Regions from separate parts of the Homo sapiens genome. Here region 1 is linked to region 2. Evidence: chromatin loops called from intact Hi-C (ENCODE). Cell type or tissue: PC-9. All regions are shown on one strand. Links, peaks and the distances in the headings refer to the core of each region. The heading gives the core; the rest is flanking DNA.

Region 1 (10,229 bases), core at 906-8,905, 52 kb after region 2:
GAAACTTATTTTTCTCTTACCTACAAGTTTGAGTGAGCATTCCAGGGCTAGCATGGGGCCTCTGCTCTTTGATTTCTACAGAGACCGTGACTTCGTACAGCTCATTACTCTCCCAGCTCTAGGCTGTGACCTTCATCCTCATGGTCCAAAATGATACCTACAGCTCCAGCTTTCAAATCCATATCCTTGACAGAAGGATGGAGGAAGAGTCTAAAATAAAAGGAAAGTACACATAACACATGGAAAAGCTCTTGGAAGCTGTCACATGAATTTTGCTAGCCAGAACTTAGCCGTATGCCATGCCTAATTGTAAGAAGTGCTGAGAAAGATTTTTTTTTCCCCTGAATGGCCATGCACTACCAAAAATGTAACTTTCCGTTGCTAAGGAAGAAGGGAAAATGAATTTTGGGGTGCAACTACTAGGTCTGCCACAGACTGAACTGAATATTTCCTTAAAACAAATCCCTAGATTACTGAGTTAAAATGCATATATTTTAAGAGCTTACAGCTGAAATGGCTAGCCACTCATCAAAACTGACATTCTTCCTTCTGGGCACACAGTTACACGCTGTTCCCTGTCTCCCTTACAATCTGGCATGGTCAGTTACTGAATTTTGGCTAATGGGATTTGAGCAGAAGTGATGTGTGCTGCTTCCTAGACTGGCCCTAGAAAGCCTCCCGTGTTCCTATCCTTTCCAGCTGGTCAGAATGGAAATATGCCTTGTGCAAAATTGGAAGTCACATACTGAAGATGACAGAGCCAGCAGCAGCTGGTCTCCCATCTAGTATTTATTATGTGTGCAAGAAATAAACTCTACATTATCCATTTTAGGATCATTTTGTTACCTACCCTAGACAAGGTTCTTAACAAATACAGTGAAATAATTTCCAGAAAAGATTGTACTACTTTCCATCCCACCAAAAGGAGAGGTACATGCCTGTCTTCCTTAACACAGTGATTATAATTTTTAAAAAATATTTACCAGTTTTATAGAAAAAACCAGATTGTTTGACATACATTTCTTTGTTTTCTGGTTACACAACATATTTTAAATGTTTACTAGCCTTTATGTAACTTTGCTCCCACCTCTTGGTTGCTAATTACAAAGCTAGTATTTTTATATGTTTTTTTTCCAAGATTAAGATGATTAACTACTAATAAAGGGGGATACCACATTGGACAAAGCCAACATATGAAAATACAAATTAATATAAGAGATAAACTAAAGAATTATTTGTTTTGTAAAGCAAAGAGAAATTTCCAGCCTAACAGAGAGAGCAGGAATTTTGCCAGAGATCAAGAGAATCACTTTCAATTCAAACAGTAAATGGCCAACACAGCCCAAACTCACATGCTTCTAGCAGGGTAGATTTTAAAAGCCTTCATTCACTTAAGTAGGTGATAGGAAAGATTATTTTCTCACCCCATACTTAGTAACAGGGCTTGAAGTTCACCTGGGGGTCTGTCTGGCACAGTGGCTTATCTATCAGCTGTTAACAGTTTGAGGAAAAACTATTGGTTATTTTAGACCAGAAGCTGGCAAAATATGGCCCATGGACTAAATCCAAATTGCACTTGTTTTTGTAAATAAAGTGTTACTAGAATACAGTCATGTCAATTTCTGCATGTATTGTCTACGGTTGTTTTCATGCTGTAATAGCAGAGTTGATAGATTACATTAGTTGCAAAGCTTAAAATATTTATTTGGCCTTTTACAAAGTTTGCCAGCCCTGCTCTAGACCTTAAGGCTGTTCAGGTTTTGTGTCTCTTCTTGAATCTGTTTTGGAAATTTCTTTCCCAGGCTTTATTGTATTAAACTTGTTGACTTTTTTGGCATACAATTTTTATATTACCTCCCATCCTCCTTTTAATATCTATAGAAATTATAAAGATGTTCCCTCTTTTATTCCTAATGTTGGTAATTTATATCTTCCCTCATTTTTTTTCTCATTAAGTCTAGGAAGATGTTTATAAATTGTGTCTATCTTTAAAAAAAACCCAGCTTTTAGTTTGTTTTTTCTTCTATAGTTTTTTTTTTCTGTTGTATTGATTTTCATTCTTATCTTTATCATTCACTGTACTTTGGGTTTAATTTGCTCTCCTTTTTAGCTTCTCAAGATGGAAGCTTATTCATTTTGATAACTTCTTCCCTAATATATGTAGTTAGAGCTATAAATTTCCCCCAAATCACTGCTTTAGCTACAGACCATAGATTTTTATATACGTTTTTATTATTCAAGAATTTTTCTAATTTTCATTGTGAGTTTTGTCTGATTCATGAGTTATTTATGAGAGTGTTGTTTCATTTCCAAATATGTGGGGTTTTTGTAGATATCTTACTGTTACTGGTTTTGTCAACATAAAAAATATAGAGAAATGAATCTCTAAAAAGAGTTTTTTGGAAATATACAAAAAGTAGGATTGCAGTCCAGGACATACATACAGATCAGATGTTATGTCTAGAGAACAGAGGAAAGGTCAGAGTTTACCAGAGAAAGAGGAGGTTATGCAAGCTGTTTTGAAAGAAAGCTTATTGGCACTGGCAGCATGTTATAAGGGCTGGTGGGTTCTGATTGGCAAGTGTCAGTAGCTATTAGATAGGACTTATACACTTGGATTTGTGGTTGGGTTCTTGCAGTTTTGGACTGGGCTTGTGAGATGGTGTGTCCAGTAAGTATTCTTAGATAAGGAGCTAGCTGTCCTTATGTGACTCATTCAGGAAATTGTAATTTGGAAAAAACTGCAGCTTCCAACTCCTGCTTTTGGATTTTTGTATCTCTTTCTTTAGATGTGTTAATTTTAGCTTCATGTATTTTATTTGTGATACTGGTAATTAGTGTCTTTGGTTATCTCACTTAGATATTTATCAATTTTATTGCTCTTTCTATACAGTCAATCTGATTTTTTCTATAATTAGTTTTTAGTTTCATTGATTTCTGCTCTAATTTTTATTATTTCTTTTCTTCTGCCTTAGACTTTTTTTATGTTAAGGTAGATATATAGATTATTGGTTTTAGATCTCTTTTATAATAGCATTTAATGCTATGAATTTCCCTCTAAGCACTGCTTTTACTGCATTTTACTAACCTTGGTAGGTTGTATTTTAATTTTGTTCAAAATATTTTTCTAATTTTGTCTTTATTTGTAAAGCATAGCTTCTTTGAATATAAAATTCTGGGTTGACACTTTTTTCCCCCCAGCACTTTAAATATGTTTTCCAGTGACTTCTGGCTTCTACTACTTCTGATATGTCAGGTTTTAATTATATTGTTTCTCTGTATATATAAGGGTTGGATGGGATTTTTTCCCCCCAAGATTATCTCTATCTTTGGCTTTCCGAAACTTGACTTAGGTGTGGGCTTTATATTTATCCTGGTTGGGTTTTGCTAACATTCTTGGATCTGAAAGTTGATGTTTTCCACCAAATTTGGGGAGTTTTCTCTATTTCTTTAAATATTTTTTTCTTCCTTTTCTTGATCTAAGATCCCAATTTCATCTATGTTGGACTATGTGATATTATTCTGTAAGTCTCCAAGTCTCTATTATTCTTCTTCATTCTTTTTACTATGTCATTTAGATTGGATAATTTTTATTGCTCTATCTCAAAGATCACCAATTCTTTTTCCAGTTACTGTGCTAATGAGCTTATCTAGTAAATTTTTCATTACAGTTATTACATTTTTCAACTTTAGATTTCCCCTTTTATGTAGTTTCCATTTCTATGTTGAGATTCCCTATCTGTTCACTCATTAAGATTATGCTTTTAATTCTCTGCACATATTTATGATAGCTACTTTGAAATTTTGTCTAGTAAATCCAATATCTGAGTCCACTCTGAGTTTCTATGTATTACTTTTTTCCTGAGTATGGGTCAAACCCTCCTGTTATTGGCAGGCCTAAAGAGTTTTGGATGAAAACTGAAAAATTTGATGATACTTTGTAGCAACTCTATACTGTTATGTTCTTCTGAGGACCAATTTTTTTATTGTTGTATTTGCTGCCTGGAGTTGCTTGGACTCAAACTATCTCACCTTATACTGTACAACAGCTGGTATCTCTGTTCAGTTCTTTCAGCTTTAAGCCATTTATTTTTAGCCTGCTTCCCAGGGTCACCCCTCAACTTGTGTAGTTTAGCAGTCAGCCAAGGATTTGGGCAAGGTTTGAATCAGATTTTGCAGTTTCCTTACTGTTCTGTTAGTCCAGCGCTCTATCCTCTAACATTAGAAGTGCGTTGGGGAAGGCACTCAATCAAAAAAGCAGCAAACTCACAGACCTACCCAGTGCAACTCTGTTTTTCAAACGTGATCCCCTCACTGGGTCTTGCTTTGTGCAAAATAACTTAAAGACTTTGGGACAGTTGCAAAGGGTGGGGGATGGGATGTTGCTATCAGATTTGTCAAGCTCTTCCTGATGAGTCGAATTTGGATGAATCACAGCCTGGCCAACACAAAGCACCTGCCCGTCCCTTCAGCGTCTTGATCAAACAGCATTTAATAAACACCACATGCCCTTGGGCTTCTGCTGAGGACAGTTGAGATGAGGTTAAGCTCACATTGGCCCTGATAACCTACAGCTTGAAGTCTCTGGAGTGTCTATCTCTGGGGCTGTGTCTGTATAACAGGCTCATGAATAGAGAAGGAAAAAGGACCTAGGATATCTTGGATCCTAATCTCTTTGTGACACTCATTGTTTGGCTTATCCCCCGGTTGTGACTTATTGGAATACTCCTCCGGGTATATGTATGTGTTTTTTGTTTGTTTTCTTGGAGGCTGTATCTGAATCTCAGCTGTGACTGACATCTCACAATGATGTGTACTCAAAAAGGCCCCATTTAAATTATTCAGGTTGCTGCAAACCAAGTGGTTATTTGGAAACTTAGAAAAACCAGGGAGAAGCAGAAATTTATATTTCTAAAAATGAAGTAACAAATTCGTTGATTTATTTCACACTTTTGGTTGAACATTCATATTAAGCTGTTTTTTGTAAACATATTACTAAGAAACTATTCTGATATGGCTTATTTTCCAGTGAACTTATGTGCACACATTAATTCATTAATATATCATGTCTTACATTTGTTTTATAAATATATAGACATGCTTCAGTCCCTGAGAAATTCTAAGATAATTAAGTGACCCCAAAAAGCAGTGTAACTAGTTAGTTCACACCACAAACAATGAATAAACTGTTTGCTGAATTTCCTGTGTTCCAAGTGGTAACACTTGCATCATAGTTACAAAACTTCAGTTTCCTGGTTTATTCACTTATGCCATTCATTTAACAAAACTGCTAGGTCAGACACTGACAGGCTCTGCAACATTGCTTCACACAAACAGAACAGTCTGTGCTCTCAGGAACATAAGATCAATGATAAGTAAATTAAAAATAAATATTTCGAATAATGATAAATGGTTCAGGGAAAATGAAGGTGATGAGGTGGAGAGTTCCTGGTGAACTTTTCAGGAATTGAGCCATGTGAAGATCTGTGGGAGAAGAATTCCAGACGAGTGAAAAGGGAAAGTAATGTTTTTGAGGCAGGAGTGCATGTGGTTGAACCAAGCCTCCAATGGAAGTCTACTGGCCTAATTTGTTTATTCATATTCATTTAATCAAATAGAACAAAGAGAACTAAGCACCTGTCCTAGAGCCTGACTCTTCTGTTTAGAAATCTAGGGAATCACTCTCTTCTAACCCCACAGCCTTCAGCCACAAAATGCCTGTGGTCACACGCACTTCTCCAACTGGGTTCTTCCAGCTCCTCAAGGAGAAATCTCTACATAATTAGGGCTTCCTTTGTTCAGTTACTCTTGTGTGACAGATGCACCGAGAGTAATAACTTAAGCATACCCTGAGAATGACCCTATGGTCTAAAAAGAATGTGTGTTTGGATTTCCAAGTGAAGAAATCCAGAAATGGCCAGTCCAAAGATTCATTCTATGAGAAACATCTAAACCTACAGGCCAGCCCATGGAATGCAGACCATACAGGGGATCAAGACCCTTTGTTTTGGGTTAAATGAAGGTTGCCAGGTGGAGGTTACCAGGGGGAGGGTGCTAACTAAAAATACTATATAAACTGCATGCTTTTTACAAGAAGTTAGTGGTTCTTCTGTCCAGACCACTGCCACCAGGACAGTGTCCTGTATGTAAGTCCCCTCAATAAGCTCTGTGTCTCATTTGCAGGCTCTGGGTCTCTTCTTCAGCCTCTCAAACATCCTATTGGGGATGCCATCCCTATTGGGGTCAATAGGGGTCTGGCATGACAACTCTGCAACCCTCTTACCTTCCAAGAAGGGCTCTGTGTATATGCACTTCAACACCTGGCACCAGTTGGTTTTTGGGTTTTCCACTTGCTATACCCTCAACTAAGCTCTGCATTTAAATTTCTCACTCTTTCCTCAGAAATCTATGATTGCTGCCAGTTAATTTTCACATAGATTATGTTAAATGCTGGGAATAGAAGGGATTAAAGCACAGACCTGACTCAGGGGGCAGGGGTTGGTATTGTCCTTCGTGAGGCATACGGCTTCTGTGATCGAGGCCCCCAGTGCTCTCCTATAAGGATGCCGGACACAAAAGAGGCCGGGAAGCCATTGAGGCTCTCAGAGCTTCCAGTCTAATTCCAAGGGTTTCAGGTTGTGCAATAGTCTTCAATTGCTCACTGCCTGGATGATATTTCTGAAAAGTCTGCAAAAGCACAAAGCCTTTTCCGATATTTCTTAGGGAGTTTCCCCAAGAATCAAAGACCAAAATTTGTTCTTTGGTCAAATGCAGGCCATGGGGCTTCTTCCTTTGTCTTGGCAGTGTGACTTTTCACCACGTCTCCTCGAAAAGTTGAAAAGGAGATGCACTTATTTGTCAAGACCCCGTTAAATGGAAACAGATGCTTGCCTTTTAAACATCTCTAGAATCCACCCACTTCATTCCATCACCACCACCTGAGTCACCATGTCCTCTCACCTGGACCACAGCATTAGCCTCAAAACTCATTTCCCTGTATGTAATTCATTCTCCACTTAACAGCTAGAGTGTCCTCTTTAAAAGGCAAGTCTGACTTTGCCCTGCCTATGCTTAAAATCCCTTAACAGCTCTTATTTGCTCTATGAAAAAGACAAAACTGATCAAATCCTGCATGCTGTGGCCCTCCCCACCTCTCCATTCTCTGTTCTGTTACCTCAGAAAACTTCTAGTGCTTTTTCTAATACTCTGAGGATCTTAGAAATTCTTGGAAATGTTTAATTACAGCAGTTTTGAAGTTCTAAGGAGCCAAAGGAGACCACAGGTCAGCTGGCATTTTCCCAGTACTGTCCCCACTGGAGGAGGTTAGCACTTTATTTGTGCCTGTGGGTGGGTGTGAGTGTGGGCATGGATAGGTGTTGAGGGGGTGGCCTCTCACACAGGCGTGGGCTGTGATGTGCTCTGTCCCCTCTGGACATCTGAATTCTGGCTGCAGTTGTCAATGGGATTCATCTAGTGGTTTAATTGACTTACAGTTCTGTATGGCTGGAGAGGCCTCAGGAAACTTACAATCACGGTGGAAGGGGAAGCACTCACCTTCCTCACAAGGTGGCAGGACAGAGAATGAAAGCTCAGGAAAAACTGCCACTTTTAAAGGCATCAGATCTCATGAGAACTCCCTCAATATCACGAGAACAGCATGAGGGAAACTGCCCCCGTGATCCAATCACCTCCCACCTGGCTCCTCCCTCAACACCTGGGGATTACAATTTGGATTACAATTCAAGATGAGATTTGGGTAGGGACACAGCCAAACCATATCACTCAACATCCCCTGGCCACAACTCCTTCACCTATACGATGGGGATAATAATGCCTGTCAGCAAAGGAGATAATGTGTGCCCAAGCTCAGCATGTCTGTGAGACAGAAGCAGCACGGGAAAAGAGGAACACTGAGGATGTGGCTAATTGGGGTAATGGGGCTTCTTCAGGCTCTTTCTTCAGCTCCATGTGGTTTCTCATCTCAGCACACACTTGGAGCGGAGCAGCCATTCCTCCCGGGGCTGAGGACCCAGCTCACATGGAACATCTCTGGCCCACATGTTCTGAACCCCTGGGTTTTTATTATAAATCCCTGGTTCTGTTTGTCTCCCTTGGGAAGCCACGGGGAAGCCCCTGCCCTGGACCAGGCCTCAGCATTTCTCAGACATAAGCGGTGGCCCAGGCTGCTAAGCACTCTCCCTGAGGAGAGAGTGTGGGGCAGTGAGTGGAAGGCCTGGCCATCAGCCCAGTGCTTATCCGCCTCGTGCCTCCAGCCTCCAGGGGCCCGGGATGATCCTTCAGACATAGTCCTCAGGCCCTGGGGCTGACCAGTCATCTTGGTGTCGAGAGTTATTATTTCTTGCCATGTCAGATAGCCTTGAAGTGTTGATGCATTGCCAGGCAGCCAAGGCTGTTTCAAGGATGGCTGAGTCTGAGCTACTTATCAAGAATGAGTGCTCTGATCTTGGGTGGACATGTTTCCTCTGGCATCTTCTAGCCTCCAAGTTACTGCTTTCCCCTTTTTAGTTTACTGTAAGCTGGAGAGATGGATTGGCTCTAACCCAAGAAATAAGCACTTCCACTCACATAGAGGCCCCACAGAGTAAAAGCGGGAAGAATGAGCCCTCAGCCAAGCAGCCAGCTTGCCAGCAGACATGTGATCTGGGCAGATGACACAATCTCTTTGTTATTCAATTTCCTCTTATGCTAACTGAAAATAATACTAGCACTTACTTCCTAGGGTGGTTGTGGGTATTAAATGAGTTAATATTTGTAAAGCACTTAGAACAGAACCTGGAACTTATTAAATGCCGCATTTGTTAAGATACATACTGATACACATGCATACGGATGCAATAGGGATGGCATGGACGTTTGTGCCTTCAAAGACCTGGGTTTCAAGTCCAGGTTCTCTTTTACTGTCTGGGTCACTTTGGATGAATTACCTGCCCTGTCCAAGCCTGTTTCCTTACCTGTAAAATAGAACCAAAATACCTACCTAGAGTTATTTGAGAATGAAAGCAGGTATATATGAAAGCACAGAATCAGGCACATATGTGGTACTTAACAAATGTTTTTTCTTCTCTATTCCCTCGTAGGCCTCTTCCCAGTAGTCTCGCAAAGGCATAAGCCAATTTCTTCCCTCAAATCGGTGCTACTGTCTTGCCTACAATGCTCTGTTTTGTCTTCTTCCCCTCACTATTCTCTGCTTTGTTACCTCAGGAAACTTCTAGTGCTTTCTCTAATACTCTGAGGGTATTACAAATTCTTGGAAATGTTTAATTACAGCAGTTTTGAATTTCTAAGGAGCCAAAGGAGACCACAGGTCAGCTGGCATTTTCCCAGTACTGTCCCCACTGGAGGAGGTTAGCACTTTATTTGTGCCTGTGGGTGGGTGTGAATGTGGGCATGGGTAGGTGTTGGGGGGGGTGGCTCTCTCACACAGGCATGGGCTGTGATGTGCTGTGTCCACTCTGGATGTCTGAATTCTGGCTGCAGTTGTCAATAGAATCCATCTAGTGCCAGTCCCTCTCTCAGTACAGTCGGATGGAACCCTTTTACTTTGGACTTACAAAACAACTAAAGGGATGAAGCAGAAAGAACTACTGTTCTGTGAAACTTGCCCCGATTCATCATCAGGCTGTGTGCTCCCTGTTCAGAGACCATGTCCTCTTCTTCTTCTTCTTGTCCTCCAATCACCTTTAGCCATCAGATGCCCAATATTCATCAACCTCATCTAACCTGTTTCCTTGCTGTATCATCCTGGGCAATTTACTCAATGTATTAGCCCGTTTTTGTACTGCTATAAAGAAATGCCTGAGACTGGGTAATTTATAAAGGAAAGAGGTTTAATTGACTCATAGTTCTGCACGGCTAGAGAGGCCTCAGGAAACTTGCAATCATGGAGGAAAGGGAAGCAGTCACCTTCTTTACAAGGTGGCAGGAGAGAGAATGAAAGCACAGGAAAAACTGCCACTTTTAAAAGCATCAGATCTCGTGAGCACTCCTTCACTATCACGAGAACAGCATGGGGAAAACTGCCCCCATGATCCATTGAGTCTTCAGTGGAAGTGGGGACAGATGGTGTTGGGGTTAAGAGTCCTACATTTGGGTGAGCATCAGAATTTCCTGGTGCTTGTAAGAAAGTTAGGTAAGTTACTATTCCAGACCTATGTTCAGGAAAGGGCCTATGCAGTTGGGATTTGAGAATCGGAGCCTGTATTCCGACA
Region 2 (10,229 bases), core at 1,508-9,507:
TGGTACCAGCCACTGCAAAAACATACCAGATTGTAAAGAACATCGACACTATGAAGAAACAGCATCAACTAATGGGCAAAATAACTAGCTAGCATTATAAGGACAGGAACAAATTAACAATAACAATATTAACTTTAAAGTTAAACAGGCTAAATTCCCCAATTAAAAGACACAGACTGGCAAATTGGATTAAGAGTCAAGACCCATCAGTGTGCTGCATTCAGGAGACCCATCAGTGTGCTGTATTCAGGAGACCTATCTCATGTGCAAAGACACACATAGGCTCAAAATAAAGGGATGGAGAAATATTTACCAATAAAATGGAAAGCCAAAAAAAAAAAAAAAGCAGGAGTTGGAATCCTAATCTCTGATAAAACAGACTTTAAACCAACAAGATCAGAAGAGACAAAGAAGGGCATTACATAATGGTAAAGGGATCAATGCAACAACAAGAGCTAACTATCCTAAATATATATGCACCCAATACGGGAGCACCCAGATTAATAAAGCAAGTTCTTAGGGACCTCCATAGAGACTTCGATTCCCACACAATAATAGTAGGTGACTTTAACACCCCACTGTCAATATTAGATAGGTCAATGAGACAGAAAATTAACAAGGATATTCAGGACTTGAACTCAGCTCTGGACCAAGCAGACATAATAGACATCTACAGAACTCTCTACCCCAAATCAACAGAATATACATTCTTCTCAGCACCTCATCACACTTATTCTAAAATTGACCACATAATTGGAATTAAAAAACACTCCTCAGCAAATGCAAAAGAATGGAAATCATAACAAACAGACCACAGAGAAAAAGAACTCAGGATTAAGAAAATCACTGAAAACTGCACAACTACATGGAAAGTGAACAACCTGTTCCTGAGTGACTACTGGGTAAATGACAAAATGAAGGCGGAAATAATGATGTTCTTTAAAACCAGGGAGAACAAAGACAAAATATACCAGAATCTCTGAGACACATTTAAAGCAGTGTGTAGAGGGAAATTTATAGCACTAAATGCCCACAGGAGAAGCAGGAAAGGTCTAAAATTGACACCCTAACATCACAGTTAAAAGAACTACAGAAGCAAGAGCAAACAAATTCAAAAGTTAGCAGAAGATAAGAAAAAACTAAAATCAGAGCAGAACTGAAGGAGATAGAGATGCGAAAAACCCTTCAAAAAATCAATGAATCCAGGAGCCGGTTTTTAGGAAAGATCAACAAAATAGACCACTAGCCAGACTAATAAAGAAGAAAAGAGAGAAGAATCAAATAGAGGCAATCAAAATTGTTATAGGAAATATCACTACTGATCCCACTGAAATACAAACTACCATCAGAGAATACTATAAACACCTCTACACAAATGAACTACAAAATCTAGAAGAAATGGATAAATTCCTGGACACATACACCCTCCTAATTCTAAACTAGGAAGAAGTTGAATCCCTGAATAGACCAATAACAAGTCCTGAAATTGAGGCAGTAATTAATAGCCTACCCACCAAAAAAAGCCCGGGACCAGATGGATTCACAGCCGAATTCTACCAGAGGTACAAGGAGGAGCTGGTACCATTCCTTCTGAAACTATTCCAAACAATAGAAAAAGAGGGAATCCTCCCTAACTCATTTTATGAGGCCAGCATCATCCTGACACCAAAACCTGGCAGAGACACAACAAATAAAGAAAATTTCTGGCCAATCCCTGATGAATATCAATGCAAAAATCCTCAATAAAATACTGGCAAACTGAATCCAGCAGCACATCAAAAAGCTTATCCACCATGATCAAATCAGCTTCATCTTTGGATGCAAGGCTGGTTCAACATACACAAATCAATAAATGTAATCAATCACATAAACTGAACCAATGACAAAAACCACGTGATTATCTCAATAGATGCAGAAAAGGCATTCAACAAAATTCAACAGGCTTTCATGCTAAAAACTCTCCATAAACTGGGTATCGATGGAATGTATCTCAAAATAATAAGAGCTATTTAGGACAAACCCACAGCCAATATTATACTGACTGGGCAAAAACTGGAAGCATGCCCTTTGAAAACTGGCACAAAGCAAGGATGCCCTCTCTCACCACTCCTATTCAACATAGTATTGTAAGTTCTGGCCAGTGCAGTTAGGCAAGTGAAAGAAATAAAGGTTATTCAATTTGGAAAAGAGGAAGTCAAATTGTCTCTGTTTGCAGATGACTTGATTTTATATTTAGAAAACCCCATCGTCTCAGCCCAAAATCTCCTTAAGGTGATAAGCAACTTCAGCAAAGTCTCAGGATACAAAATCAATGTGCAAAAATCACAAGCATTCCTATACACCAATAACAGACAGAGAGCCAAATCATGAGTGAATTCCCATTCACAATTGCTACTGAGAGAATAAGATACCTAGGAAAACAACTTACAAGGGATGTGAAGGACCTCTTCAAGGAGAACTACAAACCACTGCTCAACGAAATAAAAGAGGACACAAGCAAATGGAAGAACATTCCATGCTCATGGATAGGAAGAATCAATATCATGAAAAGGTAATTTATAGATTCAATGCCATCCCCATCAAGCTACCAATGACTTTCTTCACGGAACTGGAAAAAACTACTTTAAAGTTCATATGGAACCAAAAAAGAGCCCGCATTGCCAAGACAATCCTATGCCAAAAGAACAAAGCTGGAGGCATCACGCTACCTGACTTCAAACTATACTGCAAGGCTACAGTAACCAAAACAGCATGATACTGGTACCAAAACAGAGATATAGACCAATGGAACAGAACAGAGCCCTCAGAAATAATACCACCGCACATCTACAACCATCTTATCTTTGACAAAGCTGACACATACAAGCAATGGGGAAAGGATTCCCTATTCAATAAATGGTGTTGGGAAAACTGGCCAGCCATATGCAGAAAACTGAAACTGGAGCCCTTCCTTACACATTACACGAAAATTAACTCAAGATAGATTAAAGACTTAAACCTAAGACCTAAAACCATAAAAACCCTAGAACAAAACCTAGGCAATACCATTCAGGACATTGGCATGGGCAAAGACTTCATGTCTAAAACACCAATAGCAATGGCAACAAAAGCCAAAATGGGATTTAATTAAACTAAAGAGCTTCTGCACAGAAAAAGAAACTATCATCAGAGTGAACAGGCAACCTACAAAATGGGAGAAATGTTTTGCAATCTATCCATCTGACAAAGGGCTAATATCCAGAATCTATAAAGAACTTAAAGAAATTTACAAGAAAAAAAACAAACAACCCCATGAAAAAGTGAGCAAAGGATATGAACAGACACTTCTCAAAAGAAGACATTTATGCAGCCAAGAAACATATGAAAAAAAGCTCATCATCACTGGTCATTAGAGAAATGCAAATCAAAACCACAATGAGATACCATCTCACGCCACTTACAATGGCGATCATTAAAAAGTCGGGAAACAACAGATGCTGGAGAGGATGTGGAGAATTAGGAATGCTTTACTCTGTTGGTGGGAGCATAAATTAGTTCAACCATTGTGGAAGACAGTGTGGTGATTCCTCAAGGATCTAGAACTAGAAATACCATTTGACCCAGCAATCCCATTTCCCAAAGGGTTATAAATCATTCTACTATAAAAACACATGAACACGTATGTTTATTGTGGCACTATTCACAATAGCAAAGACTTGGAACCAACCCAAATGTCCATCAGTGATAGACTGGATAAAGAAAATGTGGCACATATATACCATGGAATACTATGCAGCCATAAGGGAGGATGAGTTCATGTCCTTTGCAGGGACATGGATGAAGCTGGAAACCATCGTTCTCAGCAAACTAACACACGAACAGAAAACCAAACATTGCACGTTCTCACTCATAAGTGGGAGTTGAATAATGAGAACACGTGGACACAGGGAGGGGACCATCACACACCGGGGGCCTGTCAGGGGGTGAGGGGCTAGAGGAAGGATAGCATTAGGAGAAATACCTAATGTAGGTGACGGGTTGTTGAGTGCAGCAAACCACCATGGCACATGTATACCTATGTAACAAAACTGTATGTTCTGCACATGTACCCCAGAACTTAAAGTATAATAAAAAATTAATAAAGAAGGTCAGTTATATCATGTTTAACAGGATCAGCAGCAGCTTTGTAAGTGACTTTACAGAGACTAATAAGGGATTTGATCTTTCTTTTTTGTTATCGAGGCTTTTGAAATGTGGAACTTGTGTATTCTGCTTTGTTTATTTATTATCTTTTCAGACTCAGTCTATATTTTATGCTGAGTTTTGAAAATGAAATACTTTATGTGAACCGGCAAAACTGGTACCAAAGGGAAACATTAACCATTTGGAAGAACATTTCTGTAAGGGGAACAGGTGACAATATACACGTGTGCTAACTGTAAAATGAGCATCTTAATCCTTAAAGCAAATCAGAATTGAATACGAATAATCTTTTCGTCAATGAAATAAACACAGCTCTTTGAGGATTTGAGACTACATTTACCCTTTATTCATAGTCGCTTACAGTTTTGCTTTTCTCTGCATTTCTCTGCTGTAAGATGACTGTTGCATTGTTGAATTGTATTTTGAGTGGATATTTTTGTTTGGTAATAATTAAAATTTTAAATTGTAAAAAAAAAAGAAATGTAAACCAGCCTGAGTTCAATTATTTACAGCCTCTCACATCAGGTGAGATGGCGCACTCCTAAGTTGAAGACAGTGTTCCAGGGCAAGTCAATCAGATATCAAAAGCATGATTTCTGCAGACCTGAGACCATGTCTTCTGCATATTCCAATTTCACTTTCAGAAACTGCCAAGTCACAAGCCACGTCTACTAAGGGAATGACACAACATTATGAAACCTCCACCATAGCATGAGCAAGTCAAACAGGTTTCTTACATAATAAAAGCTTTGCCATCTCACCCAGGGCTTGACTCCTTGTCAGCCCCTCCACCCCCAGAAAAAAACACTGAGATATTTGGACAGCTGGGTGTGACCCAAGCTTGGGGCATGGGGCAATGTTCAGGTCAAGGAAGTGGGAGGCCAACTTTACCATGGCTTAGAGGCCCTGGAATATGTCGGATACAAAGGAGAGGAAATGCTTAGAGACCCCTGGTTCCAACTCCATCAGAGTGTACTTGGGGAAGTTCTGGGTCTAGACCTATCTCGATCCTGTGGAACTGCAGAACTCACTAATCTCCTGGAATTTTCTGAACTGTCTTCAGCTCTCTATCAGGTCATAAGGGTTGGAGCTTCTCCCTAAGGACTTTCCCAATGCCCAGAACTAAGAGAAGCTGCATGTAGAGCTTTCACCCACAATAAACAACTTGCATAACAGGGCAGGTCTAAATTTCCTGAAGGAAGGAAGAACCAAGGGCCAAGAAAGATACAGATAAGTTTTCCAGCTGGAAAAGAAATATCCTTCTATGCCAGACTAAGGCAAAAACAAACTAAAAATTTACCCAAACCTTTCCACACAAACATTTCACTCATTTTTCATTCTGAACTGCTAGGATAATCATAGGGCACTCATATTACATGTGAGGTCTGGGTGAAAAGAGCTAATCAGTTCTATAAAATATATGATCTCTCTCCAGGTACAGTGGCTCATGCCTGTAATCCCAACAATTTGGGAGGCCAAGGCAGGTGGATCACTTGAGCCCAGGAGTTCAAAACCAGCCTGGGCAACATAGTGAAACCCTACCTCTGAAAAAAAAAAAAAAATTAGCTGTGGTGGCATGCACCTGTAGTTCTAGCTACTTGGGAGAAGTGGGAAGATCACCTGAGCCTTGGGAGGTTGAGGCTGCAATAAGCCATGATTGCACCAGCCTGGGTGAAATATATACATGATCTCTCTACTTTCCTGAGTCTTCTTATTCAAATGAAACTGGCTCTTAGTCCGGACGGATCACTTCTGATATATGATCTAAAATGATGAGTGTTTTTATGTTGGGAAAATTAATCAGGATGTTATTTTTGACATCGCATTGAAAGAGACAGAATTTAAGACATATCAAGAAGGCAAATAACTCCATTTTACAAGAGTTTGCTTTTGCAGTTTTAGTGGAAGGAGCGTTACTGAACAGGTGGATTTCTATCTCAATAATGAGAACTCATATCCAATATTATCCTTGGCATTTTGAACACATTATCTCTAACTTTCACAACAAATCTGCAAGTTAGTCATTATTGTCCATTGCAGGGATGAAGAAACCTGGGTTCAGAAAGGTAACTTTGGCTAGGAAGGGAGAGGTGGACTGGGGACAGGCCTGCTACCTCAAAGCACCAACTCTTTAACTCTTTTCATTACACCATGATGTTTTTCCCTAAAGGAAAGAAATAAGTCTAGACTGAAAGCATCTTCTGGTTTAGGTAATTCAGATTAGACCCAATCCTTCCTTAGAAACTTAACCCAACCCCTTGCCAAATGGTAGGTAGTTTGGAGATGAAATCACACTACCTTTAAGGGTCAAAGTGTCATGTTTTATACATTTTTGGTTTTTTTTTCCCCTCTTGCTTCAGTGCAATAAATCACAGCAGTTCAGGCGTAAAATTACCTGCAATTTGTGAGCAGGTCTTAGACGCATGCTGTTGAGAGCAGTGCCCAGCCCACCCAGGCTTTGCACTGAAGGATCTAGTCCAGAGAAGCTCCACAGAGAGTCTACTGCCCTCTTCAGGGATAGTTCCTGTATTTACACAGTCTTTCCTTTTGTGCAAAAAGAGCCAACTCATGGGCTAACCAGCAGCCATTCTCTTCCTGCTCAGTCTATCAACGGGTAAACTCCTGGAGGGCAGGATCTAGATTTGATTTATCTTTGCTTCTCCCATGCAACACTTGCCTGAGCTCTGCTGGCTTCTGGGGCTCTTTTGCTCCAACAAGTGATGCTACACACCAGGAGGTGAAGTTCACCAAGTAATTCATACATCCCTGTTCTCAAGAAACTGATACTCTAAAGAGGTAATATAAAACCATCAGGAAAAAAAAACAGCTAATGTTTGAATCTGGGGATATAAGTGTTAACTTGTATGTGTGCCAGAGTCCTCAGGACGCCTCATGCAAGAGGAGAAACTTGGAGAATGGATAGGATTGGGGTAGGTGGGAGGCATGGTGGATGAGGGGAGCAAACACAGGAAGTAGAGGGCAGAGGAAATTATGGTAGGTGGAGGAAATAGCATCTCTCTCAGCATTACTGGTGCTTTCTTTCTACTAGCCCTCTTTAGTCATAACCATTCATGTTGGGCCTCTCCACAAGTTTCCATTGTATTTCCCTGTCTTTGTACAGGAGCCCTGATGATGTGGAGGGGAAGCAGTCTGTAGTCCCGTGACTAGGTCTCAGTCTGCTAGTGACACTGTGAGTCAGGGCTGTGGCCTTCCCAGGTGCTTCTGTTTTTCCCCGTTAGGTTAGACAGGATAGCTACAGGGTGCTGGAGTTGCGTATTTCCATTCCCCTAGGTCAGTTAGGCTCTACCAGAACCCCAGCTGGTTAGGTTCTGGAAAGTAGCTTCCCTTGAGGGAGACCCCATTAGAAGAACAGAATGCTCTGGCATATTTCAAAATGGTGACTTTCTCCTGATGTACAGGGAGTTTTGCTCAGATCTTCACTGATAATCTGGTGGCATTCCTGGAGGTAGCACTCGCAGAGTTGTGGGGCACCCCCTTAAGATTGGCTCCTACTGGAGTTTTCACCTCCCAAACTTGTCCACACTGAGCCTTCAGCAATACATCAATATGGTTTAGTATTGGTACCTGGCTCCCACAGAGGTTTCTTCTCTGGTAAACTGTGACTTTCTGTATTCACCTGTCTGCCTCTCCCTAATTTTGGGAGCATTGGTTTGCCCTGTGACCTCAGTTCTCTGTTGGATCTAAGAAAACTTGTTGAGTTTCAGTCTGTTCAGCCTTTTTGTTGTTCTGAGTACCAGAGTGATGACTCCCAGACTCCTTTTATGCTGCACTTGAAAGCAGCACTTTCCTGCAGTGTGTTCTGCAAAACATGAGTTTATCTATAGAGTTCTACACAAGGTTAGAGTTCAACAGCAGCAGGGGCCCATGTTCAAGGAGCTTTGAGAAATAGAGGTGTCTTTACAGCAGCTCTTTTCAGTGCCTTTATTATATCAATATGTATTTAATTACACTTTATGGGACAATCGATTGCATTGTTTCCTAAATGGATTTGACCATGAAGTTCTTTTGGGGAAGAGTGTTTCAGAAAACCATCTTCCTCAGAATTGGGGAAATGCTGCCTTACAGTTTTTCTAAATACCTTCTCCTTGCCTGAGGTTGCTGCTTCTTTGTGGGCCAGTTGACATAATCAGTCCTATCTATGTTCATTCATCCACAGATACTTACTAACTCTCCATTACGTGCCTGGCAGTGTGATAGGTCTGATGGGGGATACTAAGTGTTTAAGACATGGTAGCTTTTAGATTTACAGTCTGGTATGGAAAGTAAGACAGACATGCACAGAAATAACTAGTTCTGGAGACTTCAAAGAAAGAAAGGCTCCCTTAATATTTCTACTATTTACAAAAGGTGAATCAAATTAGAGAACCAAAACAGAAAATAATTTTTTTAAATGAAAGCTGTTTACTTTCCACATTTCACTGAGGTGCCAAGTTGGCTTCAAGAGTGAAAAAGTCTTGTAGATCAGGTTTCTTGGCAGAACATCAGTCTGTACAACACTGCCCACGACCTGCCATCTTGTTCACCGACCCGTGCTCATCGCAACATCTCCTCACGGAGTTTCCAGGGGTCTCGGTGGACAGCATCAGCAGGCAGGAAATAAAGGGCTGGGTGGACTCACCCAACCAAAATCTTGTTTTCGGCAAGTGTTAGGGCTTTGTGGAGAAGTGATGCGGGATCTGTGGCACCATCCACCTGTCAGCCTCTTGTCTGCCTTTTGGACAGAGCCTTTCCTTTCCTGGCTAAAGGACTCATCCTTTCAGAACATGCCTCCAGCTTCTAATGATGAACAATACAAGAAAACAAAAGACAGCTGCCTTGGCTCCAGGCACAAGCATCCAGAAGGAACCAAAAACTGGCAATGAGTCACCAGCTCGTGAATTACCAAGAAAAGTGGTTTTTGTATGCAGGCAGGCAGTTTAGTGCAACCTGAGAGAGCTCAGAAGATGCTGCCCCAGCTCTTCCCCTGCTTGGCCCTCACTCAGTTGCAACTGGGCCTGAAATCCACCCTCAGGCAGGCATTTTTTATTTTCTCAAGCAGTTTTTCTCTGAAAGTCATCTTTTTTAAAAGCAAATACTTAAGGGGGGGAGGATGTAATTTTAATGCTATAGTCTTCTCATGGCTGTTATCAAGTGGCAACATTTTGGGATAAAAGGAACAAAAGACAAATCATTTTATCTTATTCCTCAGTTTCTTTGTTTGTAAAATAAGGGATGAAATAAGAAAGTTCTAAGTTATGTTCCCACTTTATGACTCATTATCACTCCCAGAATTGAAACAGCATGAAGGCACTGGAAACTCAGGGGAAAGGGAGGAGAAGGCCTCACGGCCTGAAATAAGTTATTAGTATTTATTTTCTGTAATAGAAGAGAATAGGGAATGCCCGATTATGTTATATGCCATAAGAGTAAGTATTGTGTTTTGTGAAGCTTTTGTTGTACATATAGATTTAGGTATAGATACAGATAAATATGTAGATATATGATATATGCATATTGTATTTGTTGGAGTTCTCCATGGAAATAGAACCTATGTGTATATTTAGGTTGGCAGACTGAAGACTCAGGGAAGACTTGGTGTTGCAGCTTCTGTTTGATGACAGTCTGGAGGCAGAATTCTCTCTTACTTGGGGGATCTCAGTCTGTTTTTTCTTAAAGCCTTCAACTAATTGGATAAGGCCCACTCACATTATGGAGGGTAATCTGCTTTACTCAAAGTCCACTGATTTAAGTGCTAATCTCATCTAAAAAATGCCTTTACAGCAACATCCAGACTGATGTTTGACCAAATATCGGTACTGTAGCCTAGCCAAGTTGACACATGAAATAAACCATCTTACATATAAGAGTACCCAGCACACACACACGCACATGTGAGAGTACCCAGCATACACACGCACATATGTTCAAAGGGAGTGATAAGATAGAAGATGACTGACGCTCAGCCAGTCAGATGCACCTTTCTGGGAACAGCACTAGGGAGCAGGCACGGCAGATGATCACTGTCACGGGTGGAGGCGGCTGCAGAA

What was found. Peaks named below come from ENCODE experiments on the same cell type or tissue, not always from the same donor. Only the 100,000 strongest peaks of a DNase experiment are listed, where the experiment ranks them.
Region 1: it touches region 2 in a loop (10-fold over the local background); 4 of 110 quality-filtered maps call a loop at or near these places.

Annotation. Positions count from the first base shown.
Region 1 is chr7:106,413,012-106,423,240 of GRCh38, forward strand. No RefSeq gene overlaps it. Among named protein-coding and RNA genes, the nearest start is that of NAMPT-AS1, 130 kb to the left of the region's middle. In PC-9, for the core only: no CTCF peak of the experiment used is centred there; DNase peaks (open chromatin) are centred at 4,450, 5,240 and 5,750; H3K4me3 peaks cover 2,089 bases; H3K27ac peaks cover 4,335 bases.
Region 2 is chr7:106,360,535-106,370,763 of GRCh38, forward strand. No RefSeq gene overlaps it. Among named protein-coding and RNA genes, the nearest start is that of NAMPT-AS1, 80 kb to the left of the region's middle. In PC-9, for the core only: no CTCF peak of the experiment used is centred there; a DNase peak (open chromatin) is centred at 4,937; H3K4me3 peaks cover 499 bases; H3K27ac peaks cover 4,602 bases.